Linked DNA regions of Homo sapiens: all the other regions are linked to region 4. Evidence: chromatin contacts called from ENCODE Hi-C or POLR2A ChIA-PET data. All regions are on one chromosome and are shown on one strand. Each heading gives the region's core, a stretch centred on a gene start or an enhancer-like site at or near the end of the contact. The rest is flanking DNA. Distances are from core to core; before and after follow the strand shown.

Region 1 (3,334 bases), core at 540-3,039, 230 kb after region 4:
ACTGAGGCCCAGTATGGGGGTTGAAATTTTCCAGGGTAGTCATTTGGGAATTTGTCAAGTCTGGACTGTAAGCTTTCATAATAGGAACTGCATTGGCATGTGCTTGGGACAGGTCTGGTATACAGTGTCATTCAATAAATGAGTCCTGAGCCAGGCATGGTGACACATGCCTATAGTCCCAGCTACTCAAGAGGCTGAGGCTGGAGGGTCCCTTGAACCCAAGAATTTGAGGTTGCAGTGAACTATGATTGCACCACTGCACTCCAGACTAGGCTACAGAGTAAGACCATGTCTCTAGAAAAAAAAAAGTAATAATAAATAAGAAAAAAAGAGAAAGAAATTAGTTTTTTTTTTTTAGAGACGGAGTCTCACTCTGTTGCCCAGGCTGGAGTGCAGTGGTGTGATCTCGGCTCACTGTAACCTCTGCTTCCCGGGTTCAAGCAATTCTCCTGCCTCAGCCTCCTGAGTAGCTGGGACTACAGGCGCATGCTGCCACGCCTGGCTAATTTTTTGTATTTTAGTAGAGACGGGGTTTCACCGTTGTTGCCCAGGCTGGTCTCGAACTCCTGAGCTCAGGCAATCCACCTGCCTCGGCCTCCCAAAGTGCTAGGATTACAGGCGTGAGCCACCGTGCCCGGCCAGAAATTAGTTTTTATTTTATTTATGTATTTATTCATTTATTTTGAGATGGAGTCTCGCTCTGTCCCTTGGCTGGAGTGCCGTGGCGCGATCTCGGCTCACTGCAAGCTCCGCTTCTGGGGTTCACGCCATTCTCCTGCCTCAGCCTCCCGAGTAGCTGGAACTACAGGTGCCTGCTACCATGCCCAGCTAATTTTTTTGTATTTTTAGTGGAGACGGGGGTTTCACCGTGTTAACCAGGATGGTCTTGATCTCCTGACCTCGTGATCTGCCCACCTCGGCCTCCCAAAGTGCTGGGATTACAGGCCTGAGCCAGGTTCTTTATCAAACCTGCTTGTTTTTTGTTTTTTTTTGTTTTTTATGATATTATTCTGTTTGCATATTTTGGTACCTTCTTTTGTGTCTTTAATAATTATTAGCTCATCTTTCGATGGTTTTTGTGCAAACATGCTATTATCTGAAAGTACGCCTTTGCTTGCTGGGTTGACTCCTAGCTCCAGGAGGATGATTTCTATATTGTAATTTTGGATTACATGAGCCCCAAGGCCTGATTTCCTGCCCTTGTATTTGCATTGCATTAGGAGGTCTTTGCTTTCTGAGACCCGTGACACCTCCTCCTCTGGCATAGTATCTATCAGTTCACACTACCGGTTGGGTTTCAGTTCCATTTTTGTTTTTTGACATGGGGGATTTCCCTTTCTTTCCTGTGAACCCTGTGATTCATTTAAAAGAGTACTTGTTATCTTTTACTCAGAATTTCCAGATGTTTTTGCGGGTGGGGTTGAGTGTTTCAGGCTATCTAATCTGCTGTATTGCTGGAAACTGACCACCTTTGCGCTTTTTTTAGTTTCTTTTCTCTACCCCCTAGCTCTGAATATTCAGTTTCTGTTCTTTCATTTCCCACCCTACTCCCTCCTGTCTCATATATCTTTTATACCTTCAGCTTCAAATCCTTTTCTTAACAAGTTGATTTACTCTGGAGTTTCTAATTTAAATGCATCCCAGGTGGCAATCTCACAGGTCAACCTGGTTCCTGTTGGGCCAGATATTCTGGGTCCAGCTATCTCATAAATCACTTGCCCTGCCCATGCATTGGCTGCCCCTGGGGCTGATGCCCATGTCTGACACAATCAGCTGTGGTGTGAGCAGAAGTTGCCAGTCACATGGTACCAAAGAAGGTGACTTCTGCTCTGTCTTTAGAAGGGTCTGTGGGTAAGTGGGGCAGACATCATGACTGACATGTACAGTAACATCCTTAACAGGTTTGCAATGTAGTTGATTGATAATAGCCAGAAGGTTTAAAATATTTTTTTTTTTGAGATGGAGTTTTGCTCTTTTTGCCCAGGCTGGTGTGCAATGGCGCGATCTCGGCTCACTGCAACCTCTGCCTCCCAGGTTCAAGTGATTCTCCTGCCTCAGCCTCCCGAGTAGCTGGGATTACAGGCATGCACCACCACCCTGGCTAATTTTGTATTTTTAGTAGAGACGGGTTTTCTCCATGTTGGTCAGGCTGGTCTTGAACTCCTGACCTCAGGTGATCCGCCCACCTCGGCCTCACAAAGTGCTGGGATTACAGGCGTAAGCCACCACGCCTGGCAAATTTTTATTTTTTTTAAAGCTAGAATCTTAACTTGCCTTATACATTCACCTCTGGCATAGATACTGTTTGCATGCCCCAACATGGCTACTCCTTCCATGTTCCTACTCTGTAAGTACTAAATCATTGATAGAGGGTTTGTCCTCTCAAATAAGCTTACTGTCATCACTTTAAAACACTATTTCTTTTCTTTACTTTTTTTTTTTTTTTTTTGAGACGGAGTTTCACTGTTCTTGTTGCCCAGGCTGGAGTGCAATGGCACGGTCTTGGCTCACTGCAACCTCTGCCTCCTGGGTTCAAGCAATTCTCCTGCCTCAGCCTCCTAAGCAGCTGGAATTACAGGCACCCGCCACCACGCCTGGCTAATTTTTATATTTTTAGTAGATACGGGGTTCCACCATGTTGGCCAGGCTGGTCTCGAACTCTTGACCTCAGGTGATCCGCCCGCCTCGGCCTCCCTAAGTTCTGGGATTACAGGTGTGAGCCACCGCACCTGGTCCCCGAATTCATTTTTTAAAAAAGGAAGTGTTTTATTCCAGGGCTGGAGTCAGCCAACCTTTAAATGCCCCCGAAACTCTATATGATGGGATACCATGTAGCCAGTGAAACATTATGAAGCTGCTTAACATTCAACAGTTAAAAAAGATCTCCCAGATACTTTACTTTTAAAAGAAGTTGTGGATACATTGTAGGTGTATATATCAATGGGGTATACAGGATGTCTTGTTACAGGCATGCAATGTGAAATAAGCACATCATGGAGAATGGGGTCCAGATACTTTAAGTTAAAAAAAAAAAAAGAGATAAAGCAGTGTGTATAATAGGCCTTATTTTGTGTTACAAAAATGTATATATATATAGACCAGATGCGGTGGCTCACGCCTGTAATCCCAACACTTTGGGAGGCCAAGGCAGGCGGATCACTTGAGGTTAGGAGTTCAAGACCAGCCTGGCCAACATGGTGAAACCCCGGCTCTACTGAAAATTAAAAAAATTAGCTGGGCGTGGTGGTGCACGCCTGTAATCCCAGCTACTTGGGAGGTTGAGTCAGGAGAATTGCTTGAACCCGGGAGGTGGAGGTTACAGTGAGCAGAGATC
Region 2 (3,385 bases), core at 713-3,212, 180 kb after region 4:
GAAACTCTGCCTTCTGAAAGTTTTGTTCTTGGTTTATAAGAGACAATAAACCCACATAAAAAGTTATGTAATAAGAGGACAGTCAATAACTATGTTTTCAACCTTTTCGGCAATGATCCACAGTAAAATATATGTTTTATACTATGACTCAGTAGATACATATATACACACACAAAAAAATAAAAATATGGGGCTGGGTAAGGTGGCTCACACCTGTAATCCCAGCACTTAGGGAGATCAAGGTGGGTGGATTGCTCGAGCCCAAGAGTTTGTGACCAGTCTGGACAACATAGCAAGACCCCGTCTTTACAAAAAAATAAAAAAAACTAGCCAGGTGCAGTAGCATGCCAGTGGTTCCAACAGCTGGGGAGACTGAGGAGGGAGGATCACCTGAGCTCAGGAAATCGAGGCTGCAATGAGCCATGATCATGTCATTGCATTCCAGCCTGGGCAACAGCAAGAACCTGTTTCAAAAAAAGAGAAAAGGCAAAAATTTTTTTTTCTTGAGACAGAGTCTCACTCTGTTGCTCAGGGTGGAGTACAGTGGTGCGATCTTGGCTCACTGTAACCTCCACCTTCCAGGTTTGAGTGATTCTCCTGCCTCAGCCTCCCAAGTAGCTGAGAATACAGGTGTGTGCCACCAGGCTTGGCTAATATTTGTATTTTTAGTAGAGATGGAGTTTCACCATGTTGACCAGGCTGGTCTTGAACTCCTGACTTCAGGTGATCTGCCCACCTCGGCCTCCCATAGTGTTGGGGTTACAGGCATGAGCCACTGTGCCCAGCCAGAAAAGACAAATCTATTTTTTTGTTTGTTTGTTCTTTTTTTGAGTTGGAGTCTTGCTCTGTCGCCCAGGCCGGAGTGCCGTGGCGCCATCTCGGCTCACTGCAACCTCCACCTCTCGGGTTCATGCCATTCTCCTGCCTCAGCCTCCCGAGTAGCTGGGATTACAGGCACGTGCCACCACACCCGGCTAATTTTTGTATTTTTAGTAGAGAAGGGGTTTCGCCTTATTGGCCAGGCTGGTCTCGAACTCCTGACTTCGTGATCCACCCGCCTCAGCCTCCCAAAGTGCTGGGATTACAGGCATGAGCCATCGCGCCCAGCCAGAAGAGACAAATCTATTAAGGCAAAAAGTACATTAGTGGTTGCCTGGAGCTGGGAGTGGGATCAGAGATTAAGGATAAGCAGGCCTGAGAGTTCCTGCTGGGGTGATGAAAAAGCTGCATTATATTAAAAATTTACTAAAAATAATCGAATTACACAAACAAAAGCAGTAGATTTCATGGCATGTAAATTACATAGCAATAAAACTGTCTTTTAAAAAAGAGAGGAAGAAAAGAAGAAGCAAAAGAAAAGAGGCCGGGCACAGTGGCTCATGCCTGTGATCCCAACACTTTGGGAGGCCAAGGCGGGTGGATCACCTGAGGTCAGGAGTTCGAGACCAGCCTGGCTAACACGGCAAAACCTTGTCTCTACTAAAAATACGAAAGTTAGCTGGGTGCTGTGGCGTGCGAGTGTAGTCCCAGCTACTTGGGAGGTTGAGGCAGGAGAACCGTTTGAACCCAGGAGGCAGAGGTTGCAGTGAGCCGAGATCACACCACTGCACTCCAGCCTGGGCAACAGAGCAAGACTCCGTCTCAAAAAAAAAAGAGAGAGAGAGAAAAAAAAAAAAAAAAGAGGAAGAGGAAGCGGAAGAATAACCACCCAAACCAATCGGTCTGCAGGGCTTGGGATTCAGCTTTTAAAAATTACATACATTTGCCCAACTCCAATCTTCCAGTTGTTCCCACTCTCCACAATTTCTTGAAGATTACTGCCTGCATTTCCTCGGTCACATGTGCCAATTATTTCAGTCCTCTGGAATGTCATTCATCAGGTTTAGAAACTTTTCGACAAGGTGAATATGGTAACGAAGTCCAAGAGTTGGATGTTTTCCCGCCCTTCTGAACCTCTTCCCTTCGCATACTCTTCTCCTCTGATGACTTCTCCTTTAGTCCGTGTTTACATTTTGTGATTTCTTAGACGTGAGCTCCTAGGCAACAGAAAGAGCTGGGGTAGTTGCGTGCACAGTGAGATGCACCTTAGGAAACTGTGGGCTTCTGGGGTGGCCTTCCCCTAAGTTCCCTGTGTGACTGTTGTAGATGTTTGTAGCTCAGTCTACCTAGCAACCCCTCCTCCTTCTGGAAACAGCTCTAGGTTTCCTGGGTGGGGTTTCCTTCTCCCCCTTGGTGTCTGTGGTCCTGGTGAGGCAGACCGCCACCCATGGGCTCCAGGAATAAGCAGGCGACTCAGGTCAATCCGGACACCAACATAGCTCAGCTCTGGCTGTGGTGATTGGCTGAAAGATGGACATGTGACCTAAGAGAGTCCAGTGAAAGTCAGTTCTGAGATGTTTTCTAGAAATACTGGAAAAGAGATGTTCTTTTTCTACCATGATTGCTTTGTGGTGGGATGTAAGGTTGACTGCTGTGAGCCTCGCTGGGCCACCATATGGGAAATTACCAAGAATGAAGCATTTACCTTTCCTATAGTCCCTGAAAAAAAAAAATAAAAATAAAAATGAAAATAAAAATAAAAATGAAGCTAACACAGGCCGGGCACTGTGGCTCATGCCTGTAATCCCAGCACTTTGGGAGGCCGAGGTGGGCACATCACCCGAGGTCAGGAGTTCGAGACCAGCCTGGCCAACATGGTGAAACCCCGTCTCTACTAAAAAAATTACAAAAATTAGCCAGGCGTGCTGGCATGTGCCTGTAATCCCAGCTACTCAGGAAGCTGAGGTAGGAGAATTGCTTGAACCCTGGAGGTGGAGGTTGCAGTGAGCTGAGATGGTGCCACTGCCCTCCAGCCTGGGCGACAGAGTGAGATCCGTCTCAAAAAAAAAAAAAAAAAAGTTAAATAAAGGAAATGGATCAGGAAATAGAGACAGCCAGACGCAGTGGCTCACGCCTGTAATCTCAGCACTTTGGGAGGCCGAGGCGGGTGGATTGATTGAGACCAGGAGTTTGAGACCAGCCTGGCCAACATGGTGAAACCATACAAAATTAACTGGGCGTGGTGGTGCATGCCTTTAATCCCAGCTACTAAAGAGGCTGAAGCAGAAGAATTGCTTGAACCCGAGAGATGGAGGTTGCAGTGAGCTGAGATCGCATCACTGCACTCCAGCCTGGGCTACAGAGCGAGACTCTGTCTCAAAAAAAAAAAAAAAAAAAAAGAAGCTAACACAAAGGAAATGAATCAAGAAATAGGGAAACAGTACTGATCTCACTGTGTGAGCCTCTGGGTCCATCCATACCTAAAGCTGGTACAAGCTGTACCCTTGCTATCAGGTGAGCCTGTGAATTCTCTTTTCATAACCAATTTGATCGTGATTTTTGTCAC
Region 3 (3,412 bases), core at 835-3,334, 210 kb after region 4:
TTATTCTCAGGCAGAATCTTACCGAGTGGTGGCTCCAGCAACTACAGACTTACTTCCTACCAAGTTAGCAATTCCAGAGGAATCTTTTAGGCAACTGTTGCAACAAAAGTTTAAGAACTGAGCCTCAAAGACTTGGCTTGGATCACAACCCCATTCTTGAACCAATCACTGTACCCAGAAGGAATGAAAAATTCTAACTGGTCAAACCATTTCTTTTTTTTTTTTTTTTTTTTTTTTTTGAGATAGGTCTTTTGCTCTGTTGCCCAGGCTGGAATACATAGCTCACTGTGGCCTCAAACTCTGGGTTCAAGTGATCCTCCCACCTCAGCTTCCCAAGTAGCTGAGATTAGTGGTGTGCACCACCACGTCTAACTAATTTTTTAAATTTTTTGTAGAAACAGGGCCTTTCTATGTTGGAAGAGGGTCAGGCGGGCGACTTGAGAAATCAAGCGCTCTGTTTTACCTGTGATTTGTGTTTCATATGCTGACATACTTCCGGGGTCTTGAGTTCCTTCTCCCGTGATTTTTCACTGGGGATGGGCTGTCTGCACGTGCAATGTGTTTATTGGAGTTGTGTACGTGCTCACTTGAGGCATTCTTCCCTTACCAGTTGAATGTCCCTAGACGGTCATCAGTTAAACTTTGCCATTTTGCCTCTTAATTCCCATGCTTGAGCCCATTTACCCAGTCCTGAGATCTTACTGGGAAGCTGCTGATCACCAGTTTCAGGTTGTTGTTTTTTTTCTGCTTATTGGGAGACTGCCTTTCCCTGGAGTCGGCTGAGACCAATCATTATTTTAGAGAGATAGTTAACAACCGCCTGAGCATCACCTGATGGTCACCTCTGGTCACCTGACATTCCTGGTGTGTGTGTGTTGTGGGGGAACTCTCTCTTGCTCTGTTCATGTCTGACTAGCTACCTACTGTAACAGCTGCACCACTGCATTCCAGCCTGGGTGACAGAGCGAGACGCTGTCTCAAAAAAAAAAAAAGGTGATTTGTGGCGATGGCAAAAATCTCAAAGGCGTTACATGAGTCACTGAAATTTGGGGAACTCTGATAGACCCAGGTTCTATCCTGGACTTTATTTGGCTGAACCAAACTGAACAAAAATTCCCTTGCATGAAAACTGGTGCTGGAGGAATATTTTCTTTGATTGATTGATTGAGGCAGGGTCTCACTGTCACCCAGGCTGGCATTGAGTGATGGAATCACGGCTCACTGCAGCCTCAACTTCCCGGCCTCAGGTGATCCTCCTGCCTCAGCCTCTCAAGTAGCTGGGACCATGGGCGCACACCCAGCTACCCAGCTAATTGATTTTTGTGGGGTTTTTTTTTTTTTTTTGAGATGGAGTCTCACTCTGTCACCCAGGCTAGAGTGCAATGGCTCGGTCTCGGCTCACTGCAACCTCCGCCTCCCAAGTTCAAGCAATTCTCCTGCCTCAGCCTCCCAAATAGCTGGGACTACAGGCACGTGCCACCACACCCAGCTAATGTTTGTATTTTTAGTAGAGATGGGGTTTCACTATGTTGGCCAGGCTGGTCTCAAACTCCTGACCTTGTGATCTGCCCACCTCAGCCTCCCAAAGTGCTGGGATTACAGGTGTGAGCCACTGCGTCTGGCCTATTTTTGTGCATTTTTTGTAGAGCCAGGATTTTGCCATGTTGCCCAGGCTGGTCTTGAACTTCTGGGCTCAAATGATCCTCCCGCCTTGGCCTCCCAAAGTGCTGGGGTTACAGGTATGAGCCACCATGTCCAGCTTGAGGAAATCTTTCCAAGGACTGCTGCCTTCAGGTGGAGCTTCAAGGTTCAAACGGTCTTTATTCATAGCCTTTTTAAATTTGGTGGGGGCTACATTTTTCAAATATATTTTCAAAGGCCTTCATTTGGGGAGAGGCCTTAAATGTGCCAACTGCCAGCTGCAAGAACCAAGTGGCCAGAACATCGAGGTTTTGAAGTCTCGCAAAACAGATGTGTAAAAGTCAACTGCACAGGCAGGACCTTAGAGTGGCACCCGGAACCCAAGGCCTTGAAAGATCCCAGCTTGTTTCTTTACAGAAAGCTTGGCTTTGTTGACCAGGCTGATAGAAACCGCGCCCAGCTGTAGAAAGGTTGCGTGTGTATATATGTGCGTGTTTCTGCTTCCTCTTTTTTTATCTCATACGATTACAAACACATAATCTCAAGGGTCTGCAGCACATGTCACCTTGGAGTTATTTTAGATTTACCCCCGGAACATCAAACGTTCATTCCAGAAGGGTTTGACAGGGCATAGAGAGTGCCGACTAAACCCAGAGGGGGCAAGTTCAAGCATGTTTTTCGCTACCCCAATTTGCATCAGTGCCTCCCCACCCCCCCAAAACACATGCCTCTTTTGCATTACTCAGTGAAAAGTGAAAACTGATAAAGAAAAGGCATGTTTTGTTAATTAAAAACATCTTTATTTAATAGCATGGCTGCTAAATCTGGTAAATAGCAGCATGCTGCTAGATCTGAATAATGGGGTCGTTTTTTTCTTTGACACAGGGTCTCACTCTGTCACTCAAACTGGAGTGCAGTGGTGCAGTCATGGCTCACTGCAGCCTGGAACTCCTGGGCTCAAGTGATCCTCCTGCCTCAGCCTCCTGAGTAGCTGAGACTACAGGCACGTGCAAGCATGCCCAGGTAATGGGGTCATTTTTGTTTCTTTTTCTTTCTTCTTATTTCAACCCTATTATCTGACCTTTTTTTTTCCCTTGCAAATATTCTTGTTCTGTCTCCTATGTCTGGAGATGGAAGATAAGGAAACCCATACTAGTCCTTTTGGGTTGCTCTGATCAAATAACAGAGCAACAGACAGAGAAAACAACAGAGGGAGGGAGGGCTTTCCCTCTTTCCCCCTCCCTCCCTCCCTCCCTCCCTCCCTTCCTTCCTTCCTTCCTTCCTTCCTTCCTTTTTTTCCTTCTTTTCTTTCTTTTCTTTCTTTTTTTAAGACGGAGTCTCGCTCTGTCGCCAGGCTGGAGTGCAGTGGCGTGATCTCAGCTCACTGCAACCTCCGCCCCTGCCCCAGGGTTCAAGTGATTCTCCTGCCTCAGCCTCCCAAGCAGCTGGGACTACAGGCGTGCGCCACCATGCCCAGCTAATTTTTGTATTTTTGTATTTTTTGTATATTTTGTATTTTGTAGAGACGGGGTTTCACCACGTTGGCCAGGATGGTCTTGATCTCTACCTCGTGATCTGCCCGCCTCGGCCTCCCAAAGTGCTGGGATTATAGGCATGAGCCACCATGCCCGGTCTTCTTTTCTTTCTTTCTCAATTTTATTAAGTGCATCCTATGGTACTATGCTGGGCATAATGGAAACCAAAACAGAAATAATGTCTACTCAGATGGAGTTTAATTTCTGGACAGGAGTAACAAACTGAAATGCATAAC
Region 4 (3,315 bases), core at 614-3,113:
AAAGCAAACAGGAGTCTGGAAGAAGAAAAGGACCGGGCCCACCTCTTCTCTTCTAGTCTCAGAAACTCATTCCTATTTATGACTTATTTATAATCACTGCTGAGTCATACAGGGGGCTCGTAATAATCCACTGGGCTCAGCTCCTTGTTTTTTAGTGAGGAGAGGAAAGGCCCCAGACAGCAAATGAGGGGAAACAGTGAATTAGCAACCTGGGCAAGAACCAGGTCTCTGTACAAACCTTCCCATCTTATACCATATAGTCATATACCATACACACACACAAATACCATATACTCATATACCACATATACATATACTCATATGCCATATACACAAATACACATACACTCACCATATACACACATACATACACACAAATACCATATACTCACATACCATATACACATTTACCATATACTCATATGCCATACACACACAAATATATACCCATATACTATATGCTCACCATATACACACACGCAAATACAACACACACATACATACTTATATACCATACACACACATACATATACTCACATATACCCAATATACAAACATACCCATATACCATATACTCATCATATACCATACACACATACATATACTCAAATATACCCATATACCATATACTGTCATACCATATACACACATACATATACTCATACCATATACCCAATATACATACATATACCATATACACACATACATATACTAAAATGCCATATACTTATATACCATATATTCTTAATTATAGTGTAACAGTATAATATAATTACAGTATAGTATAAATAAAAACTGACAACCTATGGACTATTTTTGTATTGTTGGTTGTATGTGTTTGTCTGGCCCAAATAGAGTTTTGGGGTTTTGTTTTTGTTTTTGTACCACAGGGTCTCACTCTCTCACCCAGGCTGGAGTGCAGTGATGCAATCATAGCTCACTGCAACCTTGAACTCCTGGGCTCAAGCAATCCTCCTGCCTCAGCCTCCCAACGTGCGGGAATTACAGACATAAGCCACCAAGCCTAGCCAGTTTTTGTTTTTAATGAAATTGATTGTCAGCTTTTAAAAACTAGGAGAGTTCCTGTAATAATCTAGAGTTCTGTTTTTCCTGACAATTCAGTCCGACAATGTGGGTTAAGCTGGCAAGAGCCACATCCTTTACAAATTTCAAAACTTCACCTTACCCCCTGACCCCCAAAAAAGCTGACGTATCCAATAGGCACAGGAGACATTCAGGTATCTCAGCTAAGAGCTCAAGCTTTGCAGCAGACAGGCCTGGGCCTGAAGGCCAAACTCTACCACAAACCATGGTTGATCCTTGGGTAGGTAACTTGCTTCTCTGTGCCCCAGTTTACACTTCTGTGAAACATAGATATTACCTACTTTAAAGGTTGTTGTAATTTTTAAAAAGTTTTAATTTACAGACAGCAAAATTCACTTTTGGGAGAATACAGTCCTATGAGTCGTAACACCTGCATAGATTCCTGTAACCACCACCACAACCAAAACACAGAGCAGGTCCATCTCCCGAAGAGTTCCCTCCCAATGTGTAGGCAAACCCTCCTGCACTCCAACCCCCAGCTATCACTCATCTGTTCCCCATCTCTGTAATTCTGCCTTTTCTGATATATTTTTTAAGGAAATCCTGTTTTGTTAGCTACAATAACTTCATCATTATCCAGGGTGCTCCCTTTCATTGTCCCTGTCTGGGGAAAGTCGTTCCACGGCTGACAGACAGAATCAAGCCCTATAAAGCATTTGTTCAGTCCCTGGGCAGTCACTGGAGAATTCCTTAACATTGCCCTGCTTGTTCTGATCTCCTCCCCACCCACGGCACTTCCATCGGTCCCTAGCTGATCCTCTTCCCGTTAGGTCATTGCAATCCCAGCCCACAAAACGCCCACATTCCCAATGCTCTTGTTCCTGCTGACGAAGATAAGAAATGTGTCCTGAACCGGAAGAGCTGCCAGGGGAGACACAAGAGGGCCTCGGTTCCCCTGGTGCTCACCCACCACCATGCCCACCCACCAAGACACACAACAGGAAGAAACCTTTCACTCCCACAACAGATCAAGCCAAACTGAAAGACCCACAGTGTCACGAGGAAGCCCAATGACCACCCAGTTTCAGCAAAGAGCTATTCTTGACAAGCATGACTGGCAGAGAGGAAATGTCACCGTGAGAACGCCTCCAAACAGCATTTCTTTTCAGGGTGTGGAGGTGGAAGGAGGGTGTGAGAAAGCAAACCACAGATTTGGGAACAATGAATGTTCCCAAGGAAGCACGTGTGTCCCTTTTCACTCAAGTGAGGAACCAACTGGTTGGTCTGAATGGGAGCCCCGAAAGCAACTGCCCTGACCATCCTATTACATCAGGGCTGTACTCACAGGTGAGCCAGGATTGGAGCCAGGCTGTGCTCCAGCCCTGCTGCCTCTGGGATCCTGGGCACCCCATGCCTCCTCTCCAGACCTCCCTCAGTTTCTCCATCTGAAAATGGCACTGTAGGACAAGATGGACCTGGAGGGCGCCAACCACCAAAGGCGTGGAATTCACACTTAAGCGTCACTGGGCACAGGTGGCCGCCCTCTCTTTCTGAAACCCCCATACTGGAGGCTCCAGGGCAACACACTCCCCTGGTGTGGCTACTCCACCCCTTGCTTCTCCTCCTCAACCAGAACTCCACATCCTCAATGTCCCAGGGGCCTCACTCCTGCTCAATGCTCTACCCCTGACTCGCAACCTCAGTAAGCCAATGGGGCTGGAGTCTTTGTTGAGTGAGGCTGTCCTATGCACTGGGGGATGTTTAGCGCAACTCTGGCCACCAATCATTAGATGCCAGCAGTGTCCCCATCACCCCCTCAAAGTCATTTCAAGAACTACCACTCTAACCCAATCCCACGTACACGTCAAGATTCCCAGAATTACACCTCCTGCCTGAACCTGGCCACAGGGAACCCTAATTCCTGCCTCCAGCTGCCCTATTGACCTCTCCACCTAGGGGTGTAACAGCTGCTCAAATTTACATAATCTAAACTAGACCCTTGGCTTCTCCTGCCATACCCAGATCTGTCAGCACAATTACTGACACAATCTAGAAATTCTCTGTTGGGGGCCCTGTTCTACATTTTGTAGGATGTTGGGTGGTATCTCCCTGGCCTCCCTCCATTAGGTGCCAGGAGCACCCCAACCCCAGGTGTGACAACCAAAAATGTCTCCAAACATTGCCAGTGGGTGGGGAAGTGTTACAAAATTGCCCCCAGATGAGAATGGTTGACTGATATGGACTATTTGAAACACAGCACCGAGGGCTTCT

Evidence for each region. A loop is a pair of places that touch in the nucleus more often than their neighbours do. ChIA-PET counts read pairs that join two places held with the same protein, here RNA polymerase II (POLR2A). Pooled maps may share reads with other maps.
Region 1: a map of heart left ventricle shows a loop between it and region 4 (2.5-fold over the local background). The contact joins two enhancer-like sites. A Hi-C loop is called at or near these places in 4 of 168 maps with a recorded cell type or tissue (B cell, dorsolateral prefrontal cortex, esophagus muscularis mucosa and 1 more), 19 of 37 single-sample maps with no recorded cell type and 9 of 50 pooled maps. POLR2A ChIA-PET finds 5 or more read pairs at or near these places in 3 of 52 experiments (HEK293T, RWPE1 and activated CD4-positive, alpha-beta T cell).
Region 2: a loop to region 4 is called in a pooled map, with 4 times the contacts of the local background. The contact joins two enhancer-like sites. A Hi-C loop is called at or near these places in 1 of 37 single-sample maps with no recorded cell type and 2 of 50 pooled maps. POLR2A ChIA-PET finds 5 or more read pairs at or near these places in 5 of 52 experiments (AG04450, GM10248, H1 and 2 more).
Region 3: a loop to region 4 is called in a map of endothelial cell of umbilical vein, with 1.8 times the contacts of the local background. The contact joins two enhancer-like sites. A Hi-C loop is called at or near these places in 2 of 168 maps with a recorded cell type or tissue (endothelial cell of umbilical vein and gastrocnemius medialis), 2 of 37 single-sample maps with no recorded cell type and 3 of 50 pooled maps. POLR2A ChIA-PET finds 5 or more read pairs at or near these places in 3 of 52 experiments (HEK293T, RWPE1 and WTC11).

What each region holds. Positions count from the first base shown.
Region 1 is chr20:47,486,007-47,489,340 of GRCh38, forward strand. No RefSeq gene overlaps it. Among named protein-coding and RNA genes, the nearest start is that of NCOA3, 14 kb to the right of the region's middle. RefSeq lists enhancers at 549-618, 1,219-1,548, 1,579-1,628 and silencers at 1,839-1,888, 1,909-1,968. Within about 2 kb of position 1,790, at least 9 of the 41 ENCODE cell types and tissues checked have a DNase peak (open chromatin) inside an H3K27ac peak, as active enhancers do; they include B cell, where a contact is called at or near this core.
Region 2 is chr20:47,436,974-47,440,358 of GRCh38, forward strand. No RefSeq gene overlaps it. Among named protein-coding and RNA genes, the nearest start is that of LINC01754, 27 kb to the left of the region's middle. Within about 2 kb of position 1,963, at least 8 of the 41 ENCODE cell types and tissues checked have a DNase peak (open chromatin) inside an H3K27ac peak, as active enhancers do; they include OCI-LY7, where a contact is called at or near this core.
Region 3 is chr20:47,466,352-47,469,763 of GRCh38, forward strand. No RefSeq gene overlaps it. Among named protein-coding and RNA genes, the nearest start is that of NCOA3, 34 kb to the right of the region's middle. RefSeq lists an enhancer at 2,327-2,486. Within about 2 kb of position 2,085, at least 5 of the 41 ENCODE cell types and tissues checked have a DNase peak (open chromatin) inside an H3K27ac peak, as active enhancers do.
Region 4 is chr20:47,256,993-47,260,307 of GRCh38, forward strand. The region is part of intron 12 of ZMYND8 (zinc finger MYND-type containing 8); the gene reads right to left. Among named protein-coding and RNA genes, the nearest start is that of MIR3616, 92 kb to the left of the region's middle. RefSeq lists enhancers at 2,103-2,212, 2,593-2,732. Within about 2 kb of position 1,864, at least 16 of the 41 ENCODE cell types and tissues checked have a DNase peak (open chromatin) inside an H3K27ac peak, as active enhancers do; they include B cell and OCI-LY7, where a contact is called at or near this core.